Regions from separate parts of the Homo sapiens genome. Here regions 2, 3 and 4 are each linked to region 1. The links are chromatin contacts, found by Hi-C or POLR2A ChIA-PET in ENCODE. All regions are on one chromosome and are shown on one strand. Each heading gives the region's core, a stretch centred on a gene start or an enhancer-like site at or near the end of the contact. The rest is flanking DNA. Distances are from core to core; before and after follow the strand shown.

Evidence for each region. A loop is a pair of places that touch in the nucleus more often than their neighbours do. ChIA-PET counts read pairs that join two places held with the same protein, here RNA polymerase II (POLR2A). Pooled maps may share reads with other maps.
Region 2: a map of chondrocyte shows a loop between it and region 1 (3-fold over the local background). The contact joins the promoter of ZNF225 here to the promoter of NECTIN2 in region 1. A Hi-C loop is called at or near these places in 1 of 168 maps with a recorded cell type or tissue (chondrocyte) and 4 of 50 pooled maps. POLR2A ChIA-PET finds 5 or more read pairs at or near these places in 1 of 52 experiments (Caco-2).
Region 3: a pooled map shows a loop between it and region 1 (4-fold over the local background). The contact joins the promoter of ERCC2 here to the promoter of NECTIN2 in region 1. A Hi-C loop is called at or near these places in 3 of 50 pooled maps. POLR2A ChIA-PET finds 5 or more read pairs at or near these places in 2 of 52 experiments (AG04450 and H1).
Region 4: a loop to region 1 is called in a pooled map, with 5 times the contacts of the local background. The contact joins the promoter of ERCC1 here to the promoter of NECTIN2 in region 1. A Hi-C loop is called at or near these places in 1 of 50 pooled maps. POLR2A ChIA-PET finds 5 or more read pairs at or near these places in 2 of 52 experiments (Caco-2 and HEK293).

Annotation. Positions count from the first base shown.
Region 1 is chr19:44,844,789-44,847,655 of GRCh38, reverse strand. It overlaps NECTIN2 (nectin cell adhesion molecule 2), which reads right to left and starts at 1,359. Exons shown (of 9, transcript NM_001042724.2): 1 at 1,043-1,359. The coding sequence starts at 1,130. RefSeq lists silencers at 1,289-1,388, 1,519-1,598, 1,679-1,728, 2,596-2,867.
Region 2 is chr19:44,111,987-44,114,870 of GRCh38, reverse strand. ZNF225 (zinc finger protein 225) reads right to left here and starts at 1,472. Exons shown (of 5, transcript NM_013362.4): 1 at 1,302-1,472. ZNF225-AS1 (ZNF225 and ZNF224 antisense RNA 1) reads left to right here and starts at 1,688. Exons shown (of 2, transcript NR_033341.1): 1 at 1,688-2,049. RefSeq lists an enhancer at 1,019-1,718 and a silencer at 1,411-1,761.
Region 3 is chr19:45,369,323-45,372,264 of GRCh38, reverse strand. It overlaps ERCC2 (ERCC excision repair 2, TFIIH core complex helicase subunit), which reads left to right and starts at 1,692. Exons shown (of 23, transcript NM_000400.4): 1 at 1,692-1,729; 2 at 2,033-2,132. The coding sequence starts at 1,725. RefSeq lists enhancers at 1,399-1,478, 2,097-2,938.
Region 4 is chr19:45,422,630-45,425,496 of GRCh38, reverse strand. It overlaps ERCC1 (ERCC excision repair 1, endonuclease non-catalytic subunit), which reads left to right and starts at 1,580. Exons shown (of 10, transcript NM_001983.4): 1 at 1,580-1,716; 2 at 2,116-2,227. The coding sequence starts at 2,123. RefSeq lists enhancers at 852-1,146, 1,395-1,444, 1,505-1,594.

The sequences.
Region 1 (2,867 bases), core at 110-2,609:
TTCATAGGGAAAGGGAGGAGTCTCCCAGCCTCTGGGACTCGGGGCCTCCCGTTCTATCTGGGACTCAGGCGACTGAGACTCCAGCCTCAAGACAGAGCCTTCGACCCTTGATCATATCTGGAGCCCAAGAGACGGGGCCCGCTGCTCGCACTTCTGTTTGGATCTCAGAAGACGTTCCTCTGCCTACAATTAAGTCTGAAGCCCACGAGATCGAGTCTCCTGTCCCCCGGTTCTGCCGGGAACCCTGAAAACGAAGCCCCCTGCCCACAATTAAATCCAGAAGCTACAAGTTTGATCCTCTCTCGCCCCCAGTTTTACCTAGATCCCAGTTAGACTTAGCGCCTAGCCTCCATTCTACCAGGGACCCTGAAGACGGAGCCCCCGGCCCCTAATTTTTCTGGAGTCCACGGAGTCAGAACCCCCAACTCCCTGAGGTTCGGGGTTGGAGCTCCGAGCTCAGGCCCTTCCCCCTAAGTCGCCAGAACTCTTATCCTTAGCCCTCCAAGGGACCCGAATCAGGTCCGCTTGTCCTCAGTTCTCTCCGGGCCTCAGACGCCCAAGCCGGGAAGAAGGAAAAATAGGGGAGGGAGGTGGTCTCGCCTCTTCCTCGAGACCTTACTGCGGTAGGTGGGGGGAACATTCCCCACATTCCTGAGAGGGGTAGAGGAGACAGAGACCCAGATCCGGGTGAACTACTCGGCGCGGGGTGGGGAGGGGGCACCAGGCCTTCCTGGGATTTAACCCTTTCGGCGCGGGAATCCGAGAAATGGGGAGGGGGACAGACAAGCAGGCGTAGGATGGGCAATTGGATTAAGAAGGATGGGGGTGGTGGTGAGAGAGATGCAGAAAGGAGGGGTCAGAGTCTCCTCGAGAGAATCGGACGTGTAGGGGGTCGGAGTCTGTGGGGCCAGCCAGGAAGGGGGCACGCGAGAGGGGGCTCGGGGAGCCGGGGGTGGGCGGGGAAGGTGCTCGGCTTCCCCAGCTCGGAAGGTAAGGTTGGAGGGGGTCCGCGCGAGGGCAGGGGGCCGTCCGCTCGTCTCACCGGTTTCCAGGAGCAGCAGCAGCAGCAGCGGCCACAGCAGCGGCGTCGGCGGCGATCTCGACGGCAGGAGGGCAGCGGCCCGGGCCATGGAGGGCCCGGGAGGGGACTGGGCCCGGCCGGAGGCCCGCGGGCCACTCTGTGGGGGCCGATCGGCTGGGCGGTTTAGTAGGTGCCTGTGGGGCTCCGGCTCCGGCTCCGGGCCGGTTCCCGCTGCGCTCTAGCCTCCCTGTTCTGCTCTCCCGGCCCAGCTCTCCCCGCCCGGCTCGGCACCCCCGGCCTCTCGCTCAGCTCCGGCGGTTCGAACCCGCTGACGTCACAGGATCCACCCGCTGCTCCCCCGAGTCAAGCCGACCCTGGCTCCGGCCCCGCCCCCTCCTGGCGTTCTGACCCCGCCCCCCGGATTCCACCCCTGTTCCTCCCCGGGATTCCATTCTCGCTCCTCCCCAGGATTCTAAGGTCGCCCCTGCCAAAGAATTCTGTCTCCTTCGCTCCCGGCGTTAAACCACGCCCCCTAAGGTCTAGCCACGCCCCCTCTGCTCCCGAGTAGTTCCCACGCCCCGCCCCCTGCCTACCGGCCGCCTCGCCAAGGTCTTGCCACGCCCCTTTCGGCCCTTCCGGCCGACTCCGCCCCCACCAGCCCCGCCTCCACCAGCCCCGCCCCTCGCCCTAGCCGGAGTTCTCTCGGTCTCTTAGCTCAGTCCGTCCTGGCCTCTGTCCCACCCACAGTTCGAATCCTGCCCTTTCCTGCCTGCCCGGGTCCTCTCATCACAGTTGCCTGAGGCACGTGGGGCTTTACGGTTCTGCCCCCAGCACGTCCCGGTTGTGCGACCTCCCCGCAGGTCGAGCCCATCGCCCTGAGCCTGTTTCTCGTACCCTCGTGCGTTTCTAATCTCTGCCCCGAACTCTAGGTGTCGCTGCACTCGTTTCTTTCTGGATTTCTCTGTCTCTCTTACGTGTCTTTGTGTCTCTCTCACTCTCTTTGGGTCTTCCTCTCTGTCCCTGTATTTCTGCCTCTCTGGGTCTTTCCGTCCTCATGCTTCGGTGTCGCTCTGTTTCTGGTCTTCCTTTGTCAGTCACTGTTTCTTTATTTCAATAAAAGAGACGGGGCGGGGGGGCGGCGGGGTCTCACTATGTTGCTGAGGCTGGCCTCAAGCGATCCTCCCGGCTCGGCCTCCCAAGATGCTGGGATTACAGGCGTGAGCCACCAAGCCCGGCCTGTCTGTCACTGTTTCTGGGTCACTTGGTCCCCATGTCTCTTTCCATCCTTTGACTCTGTCTCTGTGTCTCTCTGTCTCTATCTGTGTGCCTCTCTGTCTCTGTCTCTATTTCTGTGTATCTCTGTCTCTATCGGCCTGTCTCTGTGCCTCTCTGTCTCTGTGTGCCTCTCTGTCTCTGTGTTTCTCTGTCTCTATCTCTGTGCCTCTCTATCTCTGTGCTTCTCTGTCTCTGTCTCTCCGTGTGTCTCTCTCTGTCTCTATCTGTGTCTCTCTGTCCCTGTCTCTTTCTCTGTGTCTCCCTCTCGGCGTCTCTTGTCTCTGCGTGCGAGTCTCTCTCGCTGTCTCTCTGTCCCTGCTCTGTTCTCTGCTTCCTTCCCTCCCTACCTCCCTGCGCGCCCTGGTCCTCCCCTCCCAACACCTGCTCCGCGCCGCCTTCTCACCGCAGCCACCCGCCAGGGGGCAGCAGAGACCGGCCCCCGCGCTGCGCTGGCCCGGCCGGGCTGGGTGGGGCTGGGCTCCAGTCCGGCCTCCGGACCTGGTCACTCCCCGCGTCCTTGTCCCACTTCCCCTATCTCCCCAGCCTCCTCGCGTCTTTGTGTCTCTCGCTC
Region 2 (2,884 bases), core at 223-2,722, 730 kb after region 1:
AATGAAGTGACAAACTGACATATGGCCCCTGTTATGTTGCAATAAGAAATTTACCACTTCAGGCTGGGCACGGTGGCTCATGCCTGTAATCCCACACTTTGGGAGGCCAAGGCGGTTGAATCACCTGAGGTCAGGAGTCTGAGACCAGCCTGGCCAACATGGTGAAATCCCTTCTCTACTAAAAATACAAAAATTAGCCGGATGTGGTGGCAGGCACCTGTAATCCCAGCTACTTGGGAGGCTGAGGCAGGAGAATAGCTTGAACCCAGGAGGTGGATGTTGCAATGAGCTGAGATCGTGCCATGCACTACAGCCTGGGCGACAAGAGCGAAACTCCGTCTCAAGAAAAAAAAAGAGAGAGAGAGATTTACCACTTCTGTGGTATTCCAGCAAAAAATGCATATTTTGAAGTTAAACGTGAAATACATCAGAAAAACTCCAAATGAACATCTTTGACCAAAATAACTTCATCTATACTCTTCAAAAATAACAAGGATAAAATACCAAGAAAAAACGATGAAAGCTATGCTATCTTTCAAGATTAAAGACTAGAAAAACATGACAACTGAAAGCAACACCCATGCCCGAAGACACATCCTATACACTCTCGGTTGGGGTGAGCATCTCTGTCAAAGAAAAAAGCCAAGGATCACTCACGTAGAGCTTTGCCCTCAGAAGCCAAGAAGTCCCTCCCTGCAGCTCTTTTGGAAAGGTCGGGCTGGGTAAGGAGAAGGCTGTGAAACACTCTGACCGTGGTCGCCGTGCCCCATAAAAGTTAAATGCTCCTCTCCCCTCCTGGAAGTGGATGCAACCCTCGCCTTCCTAAAAGAGAGGTCAGAAGGCGTCCGGGATCACCCAGCGTCTTGCAGGAATCAGGGAGAAGGGCCGGTGCCCCTGCAGCTGGAGTTTCACCCCACCCGGGGACCTGACAGGCTTCGTGGGAAATTAACAAGAGACCACCAGTCACCAAGTGACAGGGGCTGCTTTAAGGCTCTCATTTGTGTTACCGCTTTCAGTTCCCAAAACGATTCTATTAGGATGGTCCTAAACTCCCCATCTTAAAGAACTGTAACGGGAGACCCAAGGAGATTAAGTAACATCCCAGCGTTTTATCGCGAGGAAGTGGCCACGCGCGTGGGGTGCAGGGAGGCCGAGTGGGCGAGCTCAGAGCCCCGGAGACCCTAAAACCAGGCGAGACGCGACCCGACCAAGTCCCAAACACCCCGGGGACGCGAGGAGAGCCCCAAGCCCAAGAAGGCTCCACTGACGAGAACGAAAACAGCGGCCCCGCTCCGCCAAACCTCTGCTCTCCGACGAGGTTTCTTTTCCCCTAATTCGATCACCAGTTCGTTAAGGATCCAATGCGTAGGTCCAGGAAATTCAGAAGGGTCTCGCGGAACTGACCCAAACTACCAGGGACAAAACTGCAGCAACCTCACAGTAACGGAGCGGAAGTGGCCCGCTACTCCACTGAGTGTCTGGACTCCACTTCCCAGAATTCCTGAGACAAACTGACCGCGACGACCCCGAGCGTCTGGACTACACTTCCCAGAATTCCCTGGGATCCACCTGCCGGAGTCAAATTGACCGAGACTCCACTGAGCGTCTGGACTACATTTCCCAGAAATCCCCTGATTCGCCTGCCGGAGCCAAGCTGACCGCTACTCCACTGAGCGTCTGGACTACCATTCCCAGAATTGCTTGTATCCTCCTTCTGGAGCCAGTGTGTACGACTCCACAGAGCATTTGGATTACACTCCTCCGAATGCTGAAGGAAAAACGCTCAAAATCTCATTCTTCAGGGGGAAGCGTTGCCACTCCGAGGTGCCCACTGGGAACGAATCCCAAAGCCACGAGCGCCTGCCTAGTGGGGAATGTGAACTGTTATCCTGAGAGTCGTCCTTCTCTCTCCCTGGTCCAGGACAGAAAATACTGAATAGACAGGAATTTCTGAAGTCTAAACGCCTCCAATGATAACAGGAGTGTTATTGGAAAGGGAACAAGCGAGAAGACACAGTCTTCGAGGAGTTAAGTTTTGCTAATCTAATGGTAAGAAATGGTTTCTAAATGTAGTTTTAATTTGTATTTGTTCTTTTGTAAATAAAGTGGAACATCCGTGCATATTTTCCGTTGCCACTATTATAGTCTTTGTGAATTGGTCAAATAGTTTGCCCACATTTCTATTGAGTGTTTAGTTTTTTCCCCTCCGTTAAGTATTATTTACATACTCATATTAACATTGTATCAAATATTGCTCAACCAAAAAGCTTTTTTCCTTTGACTTGTTTTTCGCTATGCAAAACGTTTTTAACGTGGTCGTTTTATTATTTAAAAAATATTTTTGAGGTGTAATTCACAAAACAAAATTATTTTAAGGCACATAATTCAATGGCAATGGCATCTAGTACGAATACAGTGTTGTTAATATATACGAGTTAAGAAGCCATCACTTAGGCAGATAGGGTATGGGAGCCCTCGGTAAGGCTTTTCTTTTTAATGAAAAGCAGCCCCAAATTATTTCCCTTCCTAAGGAAGAGCAGCCTGTAAAATCCAGCTGCCGCAGACATAGATACCAGCAGTTGTGCCAATCATGTTAAAGATGGCGGCTCCATCTTCCCTTCTCTTTGTCAGCCACGTGCACAGTAAGAAGCTGGCAAGATGGGCCAATCAACTGGGAAGCCTATTTGCATAAGAAGATTAGGGTGGGGCGACCAGCCTTCCCCACGCACTATGTAAACGTCATAACTGATCGAACCAATCTATGACCCCTATGTAAATCAGACACTGCCTCCTCAAACTGGTCTGTAAAACTCAGCACATTCACTGCCAGCCGACCCTTTTCCGCTCGGAGACCCCTTCCTCTATGGAGGAACCCGTTTCTCTT
Region 3 (2,942 bases), core at 443-2,942, 520 kb before region 1:
CTCCCAAAGTGCTGGGATTACAGGCATGAGCCACTGCACCCAGCCCATAATCAATCTTTATGGTGACTTGAAGTTTTCCTTCACAGCACTTTTGTACTTGTGATTATACACGTGCGCACACACACACACACACACACACACACACACATTTGAGATAGGTTTTCACTCCTGTTGCCCAGGCTGGAGTGCAGTGGCACAATCACTGCCCATTGCAACCTCTGCCTCCCAGGCCCAGGTGATTCTCCCACCTCAGCCTCCTGAGTATCTGGGACTACAGGTGCACGCCACCACGCCCAGCTAATTTTTGCATTTTTTGTAGAGACGGGTTTTCACCATGTTGCCCAGGCTGGTCTCTAGCTCCTGAGCTCAAGCAATGTACTCGCCTTGGCCTTCCAAAGTGTTGGAACCACAGGCACGAGCCACCACTCCAGGCTGTAATCATATATTCATTTGTATATTTAATATCTGTTCTTTGAGGCCAGGCCTGGTGCCTCACCCCTGTAATCCCAACAATTTGAAAGGCTGAGGGGAGAGGATCACTTGAACCTGCGAGTTTAACCAGCCTGGGCAACGTGGTGAGACCTCGTCTCTAAAAAAATTTAAAAAATAAAACTTAGCTGGGCTTGGTGGTGCACACCTGTGGTCCCAGCTACTCTGGAAGCTGAGGTGGGAGGATCGCTTGAGCCCAAGAGGTGGAGGCTGCAGTGAGCTGTGACTGTGCCACTGCACTCCAGCCTTGGCGACAGAGAAAGACCCTGTCTCAAGGAAAAAAATCTGTTCTTTGAGGGCAGGTGCTGAGGCTGTCATGGTCACCTTTCTGTTCCCAGGGGCCAGCACAGGATCAGACACATGGTAGATGCCACATAGCTATTTGTTGAAGAAACAAACAAAAGCTAGCATTTATGTTTTATTTATTAGTTATTATTATTAATATTTGAAATGGAGTTTCGCTTTTGTTGCCCAGGCTAGAGTGCGACGGCGCCATCTCTGCTCACTGCAACCTCTGCCTCCCAGGTTCAAGCAATTCTCCTGCTTCAGCCTCCCGAGTAGCTGGGATTACAAGCATTTGCCAGCACGCCCGGCTAATTTTGTATCTTTAGTAGAGACAGGTTTTCTCCATGTTGGTCAGGCTGGTCTTGAACTCCCGACCTCAGGTGATCCACCTGCCTCAGCCTCCCAAAGTGCTGGGATTACAGGCTTGAGCCACCGCGCCCGGCCTGCAAAGCCATTTCTAACTCTTGGGCCCAGAAAGGATCACCAATTTCCCTGTCATTCTCCGTTAGACTATTCGCTACTGAGACGATTTTTTTTTTTTTTTGAGACGAGGTGGAGGGGCGGGGGTTCTCGCTATCTTGCTCAAGCTGATCTCGAACTCCTGGGTTCGATCAATACTCAGACAATCTTGGCAGGCGCAGGAGGACCAAATTCTAGTGAATGAGATCGAGTCTCTCGGCTCTTTCCCTTCCATGTTTTCTTTTTGATTGGCCCTCGACGATCCTCAGTGACGCCTCCCGCACCGCCTCACCCGAGAGTCAGCCGCCCTCGCTTTTCCGTGCGCACGCGCAGTATCCCGATTGGCTCTGCCCTAGCGGATTGACGGGCAGGTTAGCCAATGGTCTCGTAATATAGGTGGAGCGAGCCCTCGAGGATGTCCACGACCCGGCCTCTCGCTGAATATTCATGAGGGAGGCGGGTCGACCCCGCTGCACAGTCCGGCCGGCGCCATGAAGTGAGAAGGGGGCTGGGGGTCGCGCTCGCTAGCGGGCGCGGGGGGTCTTGAAGATGGGGTCATCGGTGGGCGCGCCTGGGTCCCCAAGGGGGCGAGGGGAGGGTGAAGGGGTGGGACGGGGGCAGCCGCAGGGAGCAGCAGTGATAGCGAGGAGACACTGAGGGGGCCCCGAGGCTCCTGAGGACCTGAGGGTTACCGGGGGCGCCGGGCCCGTCACCCTTCTCTGGGCTCGACGACCGGGCACTGTGGAGGCGGGAGAGGGGCTGAGGGGACGGGAACTGACCCAGCAGCCCCTGCCGCCAGGCTCAACGTGGACGGGCTCCTGGTCTACTTCCCGTACGACTACATCTACCCCGAGCAGTTCTCCTACATGCGGGAGCTCAAACGCACGCTGGACGCCAAGGTGGGTGGCCGGTGGGCCCGACCCGCCCACTCGACCGGTGGGGCTGCCACGCCTGGGCCTAAGACAGATTGCAGGACGTCTGGATTTTAGAAGTCCGAGGTCCCTGGGAATCCAGGACCCCATAATCTTCCGTTATCTAAAACAATAATGGTGAATAGGCTGGGCGCGGTGGCTCGCGCCTGTAATCCCAGAGCTTTGGGAGGACGAGGCGGGCGGATCACTTGAGGTCAGGAGTTGGAGACCAGCCTGGCCAACACGGTGAAACCCCGTCTGTACTAAAAATACAAAAATTAGCCAGGTGTGGTGGCGGGCGCCTGTAATCCCACCTACTCGGGAGGCTGAGGCAGGAGGATCGCTTGAGGCCAGGAGTTGGAGGCTGCAGTGAGCCATGATTGTGCCACTGCATTCCAGCCTGGGCAATAGTGACACTTGTCTCTTAAAAAAGAAGGGAGAAAAGTTCACTATATATCAGCTACTGTGCCAAATATTTAACCTGCAATTTCTCACAATCCTCATAGTCATGTTATGAGGAAGGTTTTATTATTAGGCCCATTTTATTTTATTTATTTATTTTTGAGATTGAATTACAGGTGCGCGCCACCACATCTGGCTAATTTTTTGTATTTTTAGTAGAGACGGGGTTTCACCTTGTTGGCCCAGCTGGTCTTGAACTTCTGACCTCAGGTGGTTCACCTGCCTCAGCCTCCCAAAGTGCTGGGATTACAGGTGTGAGCCACCACGCCTGGCTTTAGGCTCATTTTAGAGATAGGGATACTGAGGTCTGGGGAGGTGAAGGTACTTGCCTAAGAC
Region 4 (2,867 bases), core at 331-2,830, 580 kb before region 1:
GAACTGCTTGAATGTGGGTGGCGGAGGTTGCAGTGAGCCTAGATTGCTCCATTGCACTCCAGCCTAGGCAACAAGAGCAAAACTCCATCTCAAAAAATAATAAATAAATAAATAAATCTTACATAGATTAAAGCCAGATGACCTGCTCATTCTAGGTCATTACTGTTTGGGACCGTGTCTGTGTCCCTCACTGAACTGTAAGCTCTGGGAGGACAACACGGGGCTTTTATCTTTTACGTAGATAAAAGAAATGATAGAATATATCATTATAGCCGTGCACTGTAATCCCAGCACTTTGGGAGGTCACAAAGTGACCTCAGGATCAGCTGAGGTCAGGAGTTTGAGACCAGCCTGGCCAACATGGTGAAACCCCGTCTCTACTAAAAATACAAAAAAAAAAAAAAAAAAAAAAAATTAGCCGGGCATGGTGGCACATGCCTGTAATCCCAGCTACTAAGGAGGCAGGAGAATCGCTTGAACCCGGGAGGGGGAGGTGCAGTGAACTGAGATCGCGCCATTGCACTCCAGCCTGGGTAATAAGAGCGAAACTCCGTCTCGAAAAAAAAAAAAAAAAGAAAAAAAAGAATTTATCATTATGACCCTGGGTTATGGCAGGGCTCTTAACACACCAAAAGCAAAAGTCAGAACGGAACAGATTGATAAATAGTTGCGCATAAACACAAATAACTTCTGTGCCAAAAATAACTAAAGTTAAAGCCCAAAGTAGAAACTAGGAGGAAATGTTTGCAATATGGGTAACTAAGGATTAGAATCAGAATCCATAAAGTACCCCTAGAAATTAATAGTAATAAAAAAGCCATACAACCCATTTTAAAAATGGACAAGGAATATGAGCAAGCAATTCACAGAAGACAAAATTTACAAGACCAATACTTTCACAAAAAACATTCCATTTCCTTAGTAATCAGAGAGCTGCAAGTTAGAACAGTGTGATACTATCCTTTCAGGAAGTGACTAATACTAACTCATCAGCCAGGCCCCTGCTCAGATGTCCCTTCCTCCAGGAAGCCCTTCCGGACTCCGGGGCTGAGTCAGGCGCTCCCCCTGACCCCCATCCCACGGCTCTCCCGGGATCTCCCATCCCAGACCTGCCCATTCTGGGTCAGCACTGGGAACGTGTCTGTGTCCCTTACTGAACCGTAAGCTCCGGGAGGACAACACGGGGCTGTCGTTGGTCACTGCTGTGTCACCAGCACGGACTCGCACAGGACCGGGAAGAGAGGAAGCGCGTGGGGGGAATAGGTGTGGAATAAATGAATGAATGAGGAAACTGAAGCCAAGTCAATGTCTGAGTTGGATTCAAACTTAAGTCTCTCCTTACTGAGAGGAGGGACCAAGTTGGATCTCCTGCGATCTGTTCTCCACTGAGCCCTGCCAGGATTCTGGGCACACAGAAGCGCTCAGTAAGGGCTTTGAAACTTAACAGTTTGGGAGCCAGATCCTCAGGCCACATCTCTCTCCTCCCACGACCTCCGCGGTCCTCCAGAACCATAGAGAGTTGTACAGAGATCGCCCTGCTCTATGCTCTACTCTCCTGGGGAGCGGGGCCAGAGAGGCCGGAAGTGCTGCGAGCCCTGGGCCACGCTGGCCGTGCTGGCAGTGGGCCGCCTCGATCCCTCTGCAGTCTTTCCCTTGAGGCTCCAAGACCAGCAGGTGAGGCCTCGCGGCGCTGAAACCGTGAGGCCCGGACCACAGGTGCGGGAGGCGGAGACTGCGGGTGGAGATTGGCGCCGCGGAAGCCAATCATTGCCGAGTCTGAGAGATGGACAAGGCCAGGCGTGGGGAGGGCGTCCAGATGCTAGCCTCGGGGGCCGGACGAACGGAAGGCGGGGGATGGTGGGGACGGAGCCAATAGAATCCGGTGGGGGCGAGGGGCGGAGCGATGGGACTTGTGGACCTGTAAGGGGCGGGGCGAGCCGAAGGTGGAGGTCAAAGGGGCGTGGCGTTACAGAGCCTCTAGCGCTGGGTGTTGGGGACCTGACGCTATGGAGCTCTCGGAGTTTTGTGGGGGACGGCTGTGAGTGGGGGGTTCCTGCTGCGGGATGAGAACGTAGACGCCAGTGGCTCACTCGCTCCTGGCACCTTCCCTTTCAGGCTCCAGATGGACCCTGGGAAGGACAAAGAGGGGGTGCCCCAGCCCTCAGGGCCGCCAGCAAGGAAGAAATTTGTGATACCCCTCGACGAGGATGAGGTCCCTCCTGGAGTGGTAGGACAAGGAGATGCGGGGCCCCTGGGAGGCTGGGGGCTGTTAGGACGAAGAGGATAGGATGGGGCCTGTGGGACCAGGGTGTGGGTTAGTGGATTTGGGGGCCACGGACGACTTGGGGAAACAGTCCTTGGTCCTCCCCAGGTCCCAGTTTCCCCATCTGTGAAATGGATGGGTGGTTCTAAGAGAGGGCTAAGGCAGAGGCCAGACACTGGCATTCAGCAGGTAGCCCCTGATGTGTTTTACGAGGCCAGCACCCTGATTTTTCAAGACATGAATTTATTGCTCGTGTTTAAGAATCGCCAGGTTTTGCAATCTTAAAAAAATCTACACTTTAGACATATTTTGGTAAATGGAAGGACCTGGCAATATTGAAATCTCCTTCCCAAGGGAAAACAATCGACGGGTGATGAGCATTGGCTATGAAGAAAAGGAAAGTGGGCTAAGGATGTAGGGCATGATGGGGGAGAGGACCTTCCTACTCTATTTATTTATTTATTTATTTATTTTTTTGAGACAGAGTCTCGCTCTTTTGCCCAGGCTGGAGTGCACTGGCACCATCTCGGCTCACTGCAACCTCTGCCTCCTGGGTTCAAGCGATTCTCCTGCCTCAGCCTCCCGAGTAACTGGGATTACAGGA